Regions from separate parts of the Homo sapiens genome. Here regions 1 and 2 are each linked to region 3. The links are chromatin contacts, found by Hi-C in ENCODE. All regions are on one chromosome and are shown on one strand. Each heading gives the region's core, a stretch centred on a gene start or an enhancer-like site at or near the end of the contact. The rest is flanking DNA. Distances are from core to core; before and after follow the strand shown. Region 1 holds the start of GALNT2 (polypeptide N-acetylgalactosaminyltransferase 2). Region 2 holds the start of NTPCR (nucleoside-triphosphatase, cancer-related). Region 3 holds the start of TSNAX-DT (TSNAX divergent transcript).

Region 1 (4,848 bases), core at 2,309-4,808, 1.5 Mb before region 3:
TACTTTGCAGATCAAATCCTAATGATATACAATTGATAAGTGTTTAGGAAGGGAAGTTTTGGGCTATAAATTGTCCCTCTTCATCTCATTTAATGCTTTTTGGCCTACTCTGTTTTGTTTGATATCAGAATCACAGCACCTGCTTTTTCAGAGTTGGGGTTTCCGTTATGCCTACATTTGAAAATCTTTTATTTTAAAGGGTGAACTGAGCCCACTTATAAATTGTTATATCTGATGTGGGTTGGTCTCAGCTGTGTCATATTGTTTCCTATTATAACTACTGCATCACTGTGCCACACTTACTGTGTTTCTTTCATTATTTGGTATGTATTCTTTGCTATTTTTAGAACTTTTGGGGTTTTGGAATAGGGTTTCCAATATTTGGGAATACATATATTTTGTTGTAGTGATTTTTATTTATATTTTTAATATATTACCCTTAATTCCTATATTTTGTTTCTAACCTTTTAACATCTGGTCTGTCTGTTTTATATGGTATCCTTTCACTACTACCTGCTACTGATATTGCAGACAATGATATTATTCTATTTTCCCTTCGCTCTTCCCCTTCTCCTCCAGTTGTCTTTAGTTGCACCTGTTCTAAGTTTATCAGAAAGTATAATGTATATACACTAGTCTTTCACCTTCTGAATATACAAAATGCTCTCCATTAGTCACTCTGCTGGCTTCCTCAGCTGTCTCTTGGTTGGAGGAAGCTCATTCTCTAAGATTCCTCATGAAAGGCCCATGTGAGTCACGTTCTCTGAATTTTTGCATTCAGGTCATATCTGTTTGCCTACAACCTTGACACTTGAGGGCTGGGTATAAAAATCACTGCCTGGTACTTTTTTGTGTGTGTGTCATGGAGTCTCGCTCTGTCACCCAGGCTGGAGTGCAATGGCATGATCTCAGCTCACTGCAACCTCTGCCTCCCGGGTTCAAATGATTCTTCCACCTCAGCCTCTCGAGTAGCTGCGATTACAGGCACCTGCCGGCTAAGTTTCATATTTTTTTTAGTGATGGGGTTTCACCACTTTGGCCAGGCTGGTCTTGAACTCCTGACCTCAGGTGATCCACCCACTCTGGCCTCCCAAAGTGCTGGGATTACAGGCATGAGCCACTATGCCCAGCCTGCCTGGCACTTTTGTTCCTTGTTAATGCTGCTCCACTGTTGCCTGGCTTTGCATGTTGCTGTTCAGAAGTCTGATGCCAGCATAAATTTTTATCTCTATAAGCAATTTGATCTTTTTTGCCTTTAAAATCTAATCGTTTTACTAAAATATATTTAGGAGTTGATAATTCCAGATCATTTCCCAAGGTACATGGAAGTCACTTTTGACATGTACATTTAAATTTTCCCTTATTCCTGGATTATTTTCTGGGGTTATAGTTTTAATATTAATTAGGTTTTATTGTTTAATGTTTGTACTTTAGGGACTCCACTTAACATGTATTTTGGTCTTCCTTTCCTGGCTTTTATTTTAACCTCTTCTCTCTGAACCTTTTTACTTCTATCTTTATATTATTTTCAATTTCTTGATTGTTTTCTTGCCATTCTTCAGTGTCCTTTTACATATTTTCATTTGAATATATTTTCCCTTGGACACCTTGTAATTATTCTTTGTTTCTGGGATAGTTTTTGTCATTACTTTCAATTTCCTTCTTGAATTTGCTCAACCCTTGTTGCATTTCTTCCTAATTTTTGTCTAGTCTGTCTTCAGTTCTTGAAATTTCTTATCCTAGATATGTGTGTGTGTGTGTATGTGTATACAAATACGTGACACTTTGTTCAGTTTGACATGTGGTATTACAATTTTCTTATGCTTCATGGTTTTTATTGTGGGGGTTTTCATCAGCGAAAATGTTATGATTTATTTTTTATCATCAGAAATGTGATTTCTGTTTTCTTTTTGCAGAATCTTTAAATGCAGTTGATTTGATGTTTTTCTGTTACTAGGCATTTTGAGGCAGGGTTCCCGGTTCAAGAGTGTTTTCTTTTATCTGTGTACTGAAATGCAGTTTTTAATAGATAATGTTGGTGTTTGGGGAGGGGACTGGCTGTCTTCTCTTTCATTTCTGCAGGATTTGTAATTTTCCCTTCTGACTTCCTTCTTTCCCTTCATTGTCAGGCCTCTGAAGGACATTATCTTCTTTTCGTATTTATCTGACTTTTTCCCAGAAACAAGGCTCCTTCAAGCCTCTCACCTCTTGTCCCATTTTCTTTCAAATCTCTTCCCTTGATCAATAAGGCACCTGACCTCTGTTCAGTTTTTAGTTCTTGGTGTTGGACTTTCTATTTATAAAGAGGTGACAACCCTGTACTTCACTTAAGTCCTTGGCAATAGTGGAGGGAGCTCAGTTGGAATTTGGTATCTTTTCTTTCTTCTACTTAAGTAATTTAATGTTCAGTTCATGGCATTCTCTCTAAGTAATGCTGAAGGCTTGTTTTTGTTTCGTTGAGGATATGGGTACGGACTTATATCAGGCAGCTGCCATTATCCTCTGACCGAGAAGCTCCTGAAAACATTTAATATATCAAGTTCTAAGTAAAATTTCTGTCTTTCTTAGGAACACTGGAAGCTTTGCGTGTTGCAAGGGCATCACCAAGGTTACATAGATTATGTTACAAGACAGATCGTTTTCTTGTATCGTTAAAGATGCTTAATGTGCTTTTTAAAGAACGCAACGAATGAGAAAGAAAAGATTTTAAACAATATATTATTGCTTTCCTTCTTCCTCATTTTGTGTTTATTGAAAAGAACAACTCTACCATTGATAGCTCTGTCACCCACAGAAAAATGTTCTTTTGAAAATTACCTTCTCAGTTCCTACCAACTCAAAACCTCCACATCTGCCTATATAGATAAATAAAATCGATACCAGCGGGTCAGGAATGTTTTGCTGCAAGATTAGTGAGAAAACTGCAGCAAGCAGCAGCAAAGTCGGGTTCAAGCGGGCGGTTTGCACCAAAAACTCAGGTCAGTTGGCCAATAAGAGCAAGCCCGTTAAGGGTCTGAGGTGGCCCCAAAGACCAAGGCTGAAGAGGTGACAGTCTGGGCAGGAAGCACCGAGGCCACTACCGCCCCCGTAATCGAGAGGCCCCGTGTGCGTGAGCAAGGCTCTTTGCCCACGTGTGCGCGCGCTCCAGTCGGGTCCCGGGGCAGCCACCTGTCACTCACGGGGGAGGGGGCGGCCGGCGGGGGGAGCACGCTGAGGGGCGGGCGGCCGGGGGCGGGGCGGCGCCCAGGCCCTCACGGCGGAGCCCGGCGTGCTGCAGCCATGGAGACGCGGCAGTCCCCTCCCGCGGCCCGCGCCCCGGCCCCCGCAGCCGCCGCCGATTGGTCGCCCTTTGCTCCCTGACCCCCCTCGCCGCCTCCGAGGCCGCTGCTTCCTGCTCTGGTGCCGCGCGGCGCCGCCGGCCCGGGGCGGAGCTCGGGCGCCGAGTGCGCGCCGCCGCCGAGCAGTAGCACCGCGCGGGAGGAGGAGCCGCCGCCGCGCCCTTCCCCTTCCTCCGCTCCTCCCCCGGCCCCCACCGCGCCCGCGGCCGGCCCAGGCAGCACTCGCGAGCAGCGGCGGCCCCGCCGGCGGCCGAGTTGGGAGAATGCGGCGGCGCTCGCGGATGCTGCTCTGCTTCGCCTTCCTGTGGGTGCTGGGCATCGCCTACTACATGTACTCGGGGGGCGGCTCTGCGCTGGCCGGGGGCGCGGGCGGCGGCGCCGGCAGGAAGGTGAGTGGAGCGCCCTGCCGCGGCCGGGCCCCTGCGCCCACCCCCCACCCTGCGCCCCTGTCCCCTGCCCTCTCCGCGCCGCCCCTGCGCTCCTCCGCCCGGACCTCCGCTCGCGTCGCCCGCCCTCGTCCCGGGCCTCCGCGCCGAGTGCCCAGGGCAGGGGTGCACCCGGCCCCTCTGCGCACGCCGGGCTCCGAAAGGGCGGCCCCCGCAGCCTTTCTCTGCCCCCTCTCGTGGACGTCGCCCCTCTCTCTGCTCGTCGTAATTCGAGTCTTGTCCGGCCGCCGGGAGCCCCATCCCCTGCGGTTGGAAGTTTAGGGATGGGGGTGTTGGGAAACACAAAGGGGGTGGGGAGGAGAGGAGAGAGAGGCGACCGCTTTTCCAACGCGTCATGTACAGCAGGAGAGAGGAGTCCAAGTTTCTTTTCAGCCCTTTGATACCAGCGGCTGCAAATCCTCGTCCCTTTCCCCCTGTCACTCCGCGGGGCGTGGGTTCCGTGTTTCTGCCACCTTCTTTGCCCTTTACCTTTGGGGGGCAGGGGCGGCCGCTCCCGTGCCAAGTAAAGCCCCAGGGCCCGTGCGAGCCAGGGGCCAGTGCGCCCCTGCGCCCCGAGCGAGGCCAGTCCCGGCCGTTCCCTTGCGGCCCCAGCGTTACCCTCTGCCCAACCCGGCCCCCGGCCCTCCCGCGCGAGCCGGACGTGGCCTCCTGCGCTTGCATTTTCCATCCCCACTCCCCGCTTCAGGGAGAATCCCTCTTCTGTGGCTGTGTTTTTAACATGCTCCAGGGGCCGAGTGATCTGGCTGTGGGGACCGTGTGAGCCGCTCTGCGGTTCCGCGTCCTCGTGCCGCCGCTCCGGACGGCCGGGCCCTGGGCATTCGGGAGGATGGTGAGCGCCGAGAGGAGCCGGGACAGCGCGGTCCTGCGGCCGAGCGCCGGCCGGGAGAGCAGGGCGTCGGGCTGTGTGCTGGAGCATGCCGGCAGGGGACGTTTGTAGTGTTTTACTGGCTCCTCGGCTTTGAAAGCAGCGTTATCTTTTCCGAATTCCTGTAACCCTCGTTACTGTGACATTTAGTGTCACCGCAAACCCAGAAAATTCTGAGTTAATGGAGATGGACTACGGG
Region 2 (4,267 bases), core at 1,123-3,622, 1.4 Mb after region 3:
TTTATTTCTTACAACTCTGGAGGCTGAAGTTTAAGATCAGGGTGCCAACACGACTGGGTTCTTGGGGAAGGCCCTCATCTTGGTTGACAGAGAGCAGTCTTCTCCTCGTATCTTCACATGGCAGAGAGCAGAGAGATAGAAAGCAAGTTTTCTCCCGCCTTTTTCTAAGGGTACTAATCACATTCATGAGGACTCCACTCTAGTGACCTGATTACCTAATTGCTTCTTTAAGGCCCCACACTTTAATACCTTCACCTTGTGGGTTAGGATTTCAACAATATGAATTTTGGGGGGACACAAACATCCGTCCATTGGATGTTGATTAGATAGGAAGCAAAAGTTGGATTCAGTATGGTACAGTACTTTAAGATCCCATTTATTTTAAAATTTGTTTCAATTTATGCCATCTTCTTTTGTTGTTAATCTCTAAGAGATATAAGCTATTTAATTTTTTGTTATTGTTACCTAATAACACATACAGGAAACTGTAGAAATTAAGCATCAAATCAATGAATTTTCTAACAAGAAGATATCCGTGGAACTACCATCCAAATAATTCATTTTCCATGGATAAAGTACATTCAACTATGGAGTCTTTTTTTCTGTTTTGTGAGACGTTGATTCACCATATCTGAATTCCATGTATCTTTGAGCTACTTAAACTGATGCCAGAATTCCAGGCACAGCAACAAAACAAAAGAACCCAACTTCCGGTGAGCCTTGCAAATCCAAACTGCTTTTCAGTGATGGAAAATGCTATCTGATTAACATTTAAAACGAGTACTTTTGATACAAGAGATACATATACTTTTTTCCTTTTTTTTGGAAGCTCCTCCTATGAATTTACTTTACTATATCAACTTTTCACTGTATTCAACATATATGGACTGCAAAATAAATCAAGGTGGAAGGCCCTACATTAACAGTTGGGATAATAAATAGTATACTGTTATAATAATAGAGCATTACAAATGTTGCAGAAATGATGGTGATGACAGCTATATTTTACAAATCCAACTTTGTTTTTTTAGATAATCATTGGACTGGCATATGTCTCAGGCTAAAGGGAAACCAAGAGGTCCATGTGTGGGCAGAAACCAATTAAGTTGAGCACTCACTGAACTGCTTTCTCAGCCAGGATGGGGAACGACTGACTACAAATTAAGCTGTACACATGTTAGACTGAAAGAGTTTACAGGTAAATGTGGCCCAAGGCCACTGCCACGTCATTCGTTGGCCGGAACACTTGCAGTGGTAAAGTGAGACGGAGAAGCTATTTAATTCTTTGCAAGAGGAGATCTTTATACACTTTGGTGTGAAAGTAAAGAGGGAAAACTGGGCGTCCTATGCATGGCTGAGGACGGGAAGCCTGCCTACACCAGTGGTTCTCAACCCTAGCGCACTTCAGGAACTTCCTGGAGTTTAGAAAGAAGAAAAAAGAATACAGGTGCTCAAGACTCGCTCAAGACCAATTACTCATGTTAAACAAGATTTATGGGAGGCCATTGTTTTGGACTAACCTCCTGCACTAGGTCCTAGCAGACTAGACCAAACCAGAATGGAGTCACTTGTGCCAAGTGCCATGTAACCAAACTGAACTTTGAAACAGGCCCGTTTTCCCAAAAAACAGGAGATTGTAGTTAACCTGAGTCAGTACAATAACGAAGTCCAATCTGTTTTAACCCTATAAGGAAAGTAACTTTGAAATACCCACTCTTTGTTTTGTTCTTCAGCCTTTTTTTGCCCATAAAGCCAACCTCCTCTGCACAACTCATTGGAACACTCTATTTGCTTTATGAAATGATCTATTTCTCGATTCTAGATCCTAAATATAAGCCAATTAGATCTTTAAACTAAACTTGTAATTTTGTCTTCTGACACTCCCTATTACTGCAGGTGAAACCCAGGCATCAGAGCAAGTTTAAAACTCCCCAGCTGATTCTATTCTGCAGGAATGTTTGAGAACAAAGTTGGAGTCATTAACATGGCATCCCCCTTTGAGGAATGCTTCCAGGTCACAAACCTTCTACAAAAGGGCTGTCCCGGCAGCCTTGGGCAATTTCAGCTCCTAGGTCCGGAGTCAAGGGGCAGAACTTGGGTGATGGCGCTGACTTGAAGCAGCAATAGTTTAATAACTGACGTTCTCACGCACTTATCTCTGCAAATACCCCACAAAAGCCCTGAACCCAGAATGAAACTTAAGAGACCGTACAACCCGCTCCGCCTATAGGAACTGCCGCGGCACAGGCGCCAATGCCGAGGGCTGAATGCGCAGGCGCGGACCGGGGACTCGGGAGAAGGCGCATGCGTGGTCTTGAGGGCGGTGCTTCCGGTCAAAGCACCGCTTGGGGGCGGGGCCTGCGACACGCGGTGGGCGGGTCCTGAGTCGCGACCCTGGTCCGGACCTGACCTGAATTGCGACCCCAACCTGGACTGCTCCCCTGACCGCAACCCCTACCCCCGCCCACCAGTATGGCCCGGCACGTGTTCCTAACGGGGCCCCCAGGTAACCCTGAGGGGATCCCCACCTCCAAGAGGTCGAGGGGGTGGGGGCGCGCGGGCTGCGGGCGACCTTGTGCTGTCGGGGAGGGTCTCCGGCTCCAGGGCTCCGGCCTCTGAAGTTCCCAATTTAAATGGCGGGCTTGGTAGTCTGAAGAGTTTGTACTCCTTCCCGGAAAACGTGATTTAAAAGACACAGGGCCTAAAGGATTAGAACACACTTGTGAGGGGGTCCTAGACTGGCTTCTTGATGAAGGGCAGAAACCGCAGGGGCCAGCGGCAGCGGTAACTCCTACTGTAGTGTTGACGTTGTGGTCTGCACAAATGGTATTTCAAGAGATCTGCGGCAACCGCGATGTGAAGTGGAGATGTCTAATTTCTGTTGATAGTCACAGGTATTTCCTTACTGTGGGTCTTTGCTACATTGATCGTGCAAAAAAAAAATGGTAAATTTTAGTTGGAGGACAGCGAAACTGAAGTTGTAACCTTTCTTTCCCATCTAAGTTCATCCCCCCACCCCCATCCCCATCTCCATCCCCACGAATTCCCTCCACAGCTGAGGCCAGAGGTGGAGAAGCTTTGGTACCTACAGGAGCCCTTCTCAGACACTCTTGCTTGTTCCTGTCGCTGTCCCCTCCTGATGTCTGTCAGATCCCTCAACCCTGTGGCCTGTGGAGTTCTCATCTGAGAAGCAGGATAGCGTTGAGGTCAGATGAGAGGTGTAGGAGGAGGTGCTTTTAAACCAAGGCGCTACCCATGTATCAAGCATTACTAAAAAGGACAGGTAGGCTGCATCAGATAGGCTAAAAAAAGATAGATGGGCTAAGAGTGGAGAAAGTGATTTCTTCAGCTCCTTTGCAAGGCAAATCTAATTTTGAAGTTTAGTGTGGGTTCAGATATCAAAGGCTGTAACCCTGGATCTAGAATTCTCTTTCACTTTATTTTAATGATTATGTTTAGTTGTAAGTAGCAAAGGCTACAGCTAATATTGCAGACTTTGGGATTTTGTCAGGCATTGGATGGGGGAGTTGGGGAGCAGGGGGTGAGGAGGAGGAGGGTGGTTTGAGAAATGCCTGCTATCTAAAGTCACTCCTAAGTATTGCAAAGAACTGTTTTCTGAAAGTTGGTTTGTCAATCCTTTATTTGAAACTTGGAATGCAGTTTGATACTCAGCAGGCTGACCCCAAGACAACTGTGTGTTTTATTAATGGAGGTGTCCTGTTACCGTGATTGTATTGATGGTGGTTCTTGTTTCTGCTTTATCAAAGTCTTACCTACACGTAGTTGAAAGACTCAAATAATTCTACAGTGTAGCTCTCTTAAACCTGTCCTCAAACCCACGCACCTTTGTCTTTTCTCCTTCTCTTCTTAATGTAGTTACAGCGTAATTTTCATTAGTCAATGTTTACAGTATTATGGCCATGTAAAGACAATCACAACAGAGCCACATAGTAATCTATGATTTCTTTTCCATTTATTTATTTATTTTAGAGACAGGATCTTGCTTTGTCACCCAGGCTGGAGTGCAGTGAAACAGTTATAGCTCACTGCATTCTCAAACTCCTGGGCTTAAGTGATCCTCCCACTTCAACCTCCTGAATAGCTGGATCTACAAGCGCATGCCACCACACCCGGGTATTTTTTTTTTTTTGTAGAGACCTGTCTCTTGTTATGTTGCCCAGGCTGATCTCCAACTCCTAGCCTCAAGTGATCCTCCCATCTGGGCCTCCCAAAATACTGGGATTATAAGTGTGAGCCACCTTACCCA
Region 3 (4,624 bases), core at 1,480-3,979:
CTTGTTCTGTGGCCCAGGCTGGAGGTCAGTGGCGCTATCTTGGCTTACTGCAAACTCCCGCCCTGGGTTCAAGAGATTCTTCTGCCTTAGCCTCTGGGGATTACAGGTGCGTGCCACCACACCCAGATAATTTTTGTATTTTTTAGTAGAGACTGTTTCACCATGTTGGCCAGGCTGGTCTCGAACTCCTGACCTCAAATGATCTGCGCGCCTTGGCCTCCCAAACCAGTTTTGATATGCGATTTTTCTCTTAATCTAATGGTGACCAATGAGAGGATTTATGAACTGAATAACCACCATGCAATTGAAAGGCTTAGTGCTTCATTCAGAGTCAAATATAGGCAATTAGAATGCAACAGGGGGCCAGGCACAGTGGCTCACTGTAATCCCAGCACTTTGGGAGGCCTAGGCAGGTGGATCACTTGAGCCCAGGAGTTTGAGACCAGCCTGGGCAACATGGCGAAACCCCGTCTCCACAAAATGGAGAGAAAAAAAAAATTAGCCGTGCATAGTAGCATGTGCCTGTAGTCCCAACAACCTGGGAGGCTGAGGTGGGAGGATCACTTGAGCCCGAGGAGGTCGAGGCTGTAGTGAGTGAGCCGTGGACTGCAGCCTGGGTGACAGTGAAACCGTGTCAAAAAAAAAAAAAAAAAAAAGCAACAATAACAAGTAAAAACAACATCAGAGGTAAGATCCTACTAAAAATCTTTACCTTCCTCTCCCTGACTTGGGGTGGTTGTCTTCCTTTAAAAAACAAACAAAAAACTGTTTTGCCAAGTACCAAAACTATGTGTTTGCATCTGAAGCAATAAAACAAGGAGACCAGGTAGGGATGCAGGTTGTTACAGAAGTTGAAATCTATTTCCTGACAAAGGAGTAGCTACAAGTTGGAACACCTGGGGAGGCCTGGGGTAAATGCATATGCAAATAAGTGCTGGGAAAGTGCTCCTGGGATTCACCTCCCTTAAATACTTTCAGAAGTCATTACAGGTTATGAAACTTAGTGTTCTAATCATTACATTTATGGGAAAGAGTGGAAAGCAGTTCAGGTAACATAGCTGTAGTTGAACAGGCTAGGGGAGTGGTGGCTGGAGAAAGAAAAGAAATATAGTTGATCCAGGTTTTGGAAAGTTGAGATCTTGGGATGTGCTACTCCAGGAGAGTTAGGAAAAATACCCTTTTCCTCGACTATGGTACAGTACAGTAAGTATTGACTCTGAAAATGTTCGTAAGTACTGGCTTCCTTGGATCTAGAGGGAGTCACATTAAAATGGCTACATTTGTATCAGAGCTGTCTTTTATTCTTTTTGGCATGGTCAAGTCATTTCTAATCAGAGTAGGGGGAATACTGGTAGATCAGACGTCACTCAAACTCATGAGAATTATCTGTTTAACATCCACAAAGCAAGTAGCCCAACAAGCAAGGTCCCCAGGAGCCTACTTTATCCTCAAGGAATCTGCTTAGTCAATTGACGTATTCACAGGGCTGGAGAGGTATGAGTGGTGGTTACCTTCGTGCCAGAGCAGAACATGCCTTGTAGTTACTGCCATATTCTAGCCAAGTTACTCCATTTACTGTTCCTTTGTTCCTAAATTAACAAGGAGAAAAGACTGTGTGTTCAACACATGACCACAATAGAGAGGTTATTTAGAGAAAGCTTAAAATGTACTTGTGTTTTCTGTACTAGGCCTAGGGCACCCCAGTTATGAAGCCTTGGCCTGAGTTTCTCTCTAGACGGTGCTGAATTGCCATCTAGTTACCTATTCTGACACCAGGAACATGATTCTTCAACAAACATTGACGGAAGCTTACATGGGACCGGATCACAGCGCTGAGAAGCACTGGGGCTAAGGGGCGGCACAAAGTCTAGATATGGTGGCAGCACCTGCTCATAATGAAATGCCCACAGTTTAGTGGAACACAGCTGCTATTACTCACCTGTCTATCATTTTGTTTGGGAGAGCCCTGGTGGGAGAGGAGTATGGTATTTAATATTTAATTGAGCAGTTATATGTGAAAGAGCGTTTTCACGAGACTTAACTCCTTTCATCCTCAAATAACCCTACAAGGCGGGTACTATTCTATCCCTATGTTACAGATAAGGAAACTGAGGCAGAGAAGTTGCGTGCTTCATCAAGGTCACACAACCACTCCGTGGAGGCAAGTTGAACACAGGCTGTCCGGCTTCTGAGAGCCAGTGGAGAGGAGGGAGACGGTGGGAGACGGGCAGGGGGAAAAGGTGGAAGTAGACCCGAAGGGCAGGCTTGATCTTCATAAGAGAAAACAGTACTAACACCATCCACTGATTGACTCGCATATTTCCATCACTTAAAGCTCCTGGCGTCACTGCCAGGAATGGAAAGTTAAAAAACTCCCAGCTCTGTAAGGTTCTGCCTGGATCCTGAAAAAAACCTTCCCACATGCCCCGAGGAAACTCGAGGGCTCGCTTCTTTCTCACATCCCTGGCCCGGGGCACCGGAGGTCCCGCTCCGGCGGAGGAACTACAACCCCCACAGCACCGCGCGCGAAGCTGGGCCCCCCTGAGGGAAGGGTAAGGTGTCCCGAAGGTGCCTTCAGAAAAAAATTACGTACGTTTTTCGTCGCTTTCCCACGATCACACAGATCTCAGGTCCAGGAGGACGCATCGTCTTTTTAGTAACAGTGCATGCTGTGAGGCTTGTAGAGTCGCCTCTCTCTTCAGGCGCAGCAGAGGGCGGCCGCAATAGTACGCTCGCGCGGCGGTGGCGGGTGGTGGTCCTTGGACCACGCGGTGGGCGGAGCCAGCGGCGACGGCCTCCCCTCCCCTCCGGACGCAGGCCGGAAGTACGTGAGAGGAGACTTCCGGCCACTGCGTTGTAGTCGGCCCGGCTGCAAAGCGTTTTTCTGCAGGCTGTTTTCCCAGGTTCCCTCGGCCTGTACCTCGCGCACTCCTCTTGCTCCAGGTCCTTCAGTCTCCGCTCGTCTCACCGTAGGCTGTGACGACATGAGCAACAAAGAAGGTGGCGTCCTTAACAACACGGGGCGTTATTTATCCGGAGGGGGAGGTTCTCCAGTCTTTCTATGCAGTTTTCCCCTTTTCACCCTTGAAGGATGCCTTCGTCCCTTGTAGACTCGGGGGCGGCCCCTCTGTTTCTCTCCCCGGCCAGATCGGCCCTGTTTACACCTCCTTTTTTCTTAAATTTTTGAGGTGTGATTTTATCCTAGTTCAGTAATTGCTGTAATGCCAGATCATAGCACCAGTTGGTGGAAACTTGGATGATTTGCTTGGAAAGGCCTGGGCAGCGTCTCTGTCAGTCTGCGGAGAAAGCCTCTAAGGCGAGGGCCCTGTGGGTATCTGGTTTTAAAGCAAGGAGTAGGTTTGTCTATGTTGTGTTTTGCAAACTCTTGGTGATGGAAGATCCCTCTCTTTTTTTCTTCTCTATATAAGGATCAGGAGGGTTCAGGAAAAGGAAGCATGACAATTTCCCACATAACCAAAGAAGAGAAGGGAAGGATGTTAATTCATCTTCACCCGTGATGTTGGCCTTTAAATGTAAGTTCTCTGCAATGTAAGTTGAAGAAGGGGAGAGAACAAAATTATTTAGCCATGGTTATGCGCAAGAAAACAGTCCCTAAGAATTTAATGTGAAACTTTAGCTGGAGGTTTTGTGATGGCGCTAGATGTACCCTAAAAGTCTGGATTACAAAGGCCTTCACTTTTATGTCCCATTAAGAGAAATATTAGTAATCAGGTAAACATGACTTAAACACAAGAAACAGTAAACATTAATTAATATTTGACATGTCACATACTCAAGAATTGTGTACCTGATAATATTTACTCATCTGTTATATGCTAAAATATATTTTCATTTAGTGTGTATTTGTTTCCTCTACTAGACTTGAAGACAGGGACGGTATCTTTGTTTTAACTGTAACACTTAGCACAGAGTGGGAGCTTGTATCTATTAGTGAATCTCGCATATCTATATACACATATTTTCACAGTCCCCTTTTCTCAGCATATTAACTTGGACAAGTTATTCCTCAATTCAAAACAAACACAAAACAAAATCCTCTTCCTTTTGTCCCTGTCTATCCACTATCCTGTACCTTACGTTTCTGTGATTAAGGAATCTGGGAAGGGCTTAGCTGGTTGATTCCTATTTGCAATCACCTGAAGCCTTGATTGGGGCTGAAGGATCTACAGCTGTTGATAGTTTAGGCCTTTTGCCTGCAACCAGCTCTCTGTTCCTGTCCACATGAACTTCTTGTGCTGCTTGGATGTCCTTTGGTGTGGCATCTGGCCTCCTTCAGAGAGAGAGAGTGCAAGAGAGCAAGGAGGAAACCACAATCTCTATGTCCTAATCTCAGACATCAGACACTGTCATTTTTGTCACATTGTGTTTGTTAGAAGGGAGGCAGTTTTAAAAACTGTCTCACATTGAAGAGGAAGGAAGTTATGTCCCACCCTTTGGAGGGAGGAGTCTCAGGTTATTTGTGGATATATTTGAAAACCACCACAGTATCTACTGTGATCGTCAGAAGTTTAAGACAGCTGGCCGTAATTGAATAAAGAGCGTACTGATACAGAAGGTGGAGTTGCGGCTGGGTGTGGTGGCTCACGCCTGTAATCCCAGCACT

The links. A loop is a pair of places that touch in the nucleus more often than their neighbours do. Pooled maps may share reads with other maps.
Region 1: a loop to region 3 is called in a map of CD8-positive, alpha-beta T cell, with 9 times the contacts of the local background. The contact joins the promoter of GALNT2 here to the promoter of TSNAX-DT in region 3. A Hi-C loop is called at or near these places in 1 of 168 maps with a recorded cell type or tissue (CD8-positive, alpha-beta T cell), 1 of 37 single-sample maps with no recorded cell type and 9 of 50 pooled maps.
Region 2: a loop to region 3 is called in a map of CD8-positive, alpha-beta T cell, with 17 times the contacts of the local background. The contact joins the promoter of NTPCR here to the promoter of TSNAX-DT in region 3. A Hi-C loop is called at or near these places in 1 of 168 maps with a recorded cell type or tissue (CD8-positive, alpha-beta T cell), 2 of 37 single-sample maps with no recorded cell type and 9 of 50 pooled maps.

What each region holds. Positions count from the first base shown.
Region 1 is chr1:230,063,680-230,068,527 of GRCh38, forward strand. It overlaps GALNT2 (polypeptide N-acetylgalactosaminyltransferase 2), which reads left to right and starts at 3,559. Exons shown (of 16, transcript NM_004481.5): 1 at 3,559-3,727. The coding sequence starts at 3,602. RefSeq lists an enhancer at 2,775-2,934 and silencers at 3,065-3,874, 4,315-4,374.
Region 2 is chr1:232,948,239-232,952,505 of GRCh38, forward strand. NTPCR (nucleoside-triphosphatase, cancer-related) reads left to right here and starts at 2,373. Exons shown (of 5, transcript NM_032324.3): 1 at 2,373-2,506. The coding sequence starts at 2,473. LOC107985361 (a long non-coding RNA gene) reads right to left here and starts at 3,311. Exons shown (of 2, transcript XR_001738525.2): 1 at 3,090-3,311; 2 at 1-2,918. RefSeq lists enhancers at 2,095-2,194, 2,107-2,648, 2,649-3,188.
Region 3 is chr1:231,525,827-231,530,450 of GRCh38, forward strand. It overlaps TSNAX-DT (TSNAX divergent transcript), which reads right to left and starts at 2,730. Exons shown (of 3, transcript NR_173106.1): 1 at 2,594-2,730; 2 at 1,512-1,589. It overlaps TSNAX (translin associated factor X), which reads left to right and starts at 2,843. Exons shown (of 6, transcript NM_005999.3): 1 at 2,843-3,000; 2 at 3,429-3,533. The coding sequence starts at 2,985. It overlaps TSNAX-DISC1 (TSNAX-DISC1 readthrough (NMD candidate)), which reads left to right and starts at 2,827. Exons shown (of 16, transcript NR_028393.1): 1 at 2,827-3,000; 2 at 3,429-3,533. RefSeq lists a silencer at 137-431 and enhancers at 2,110-2,931, 2,400-3,599.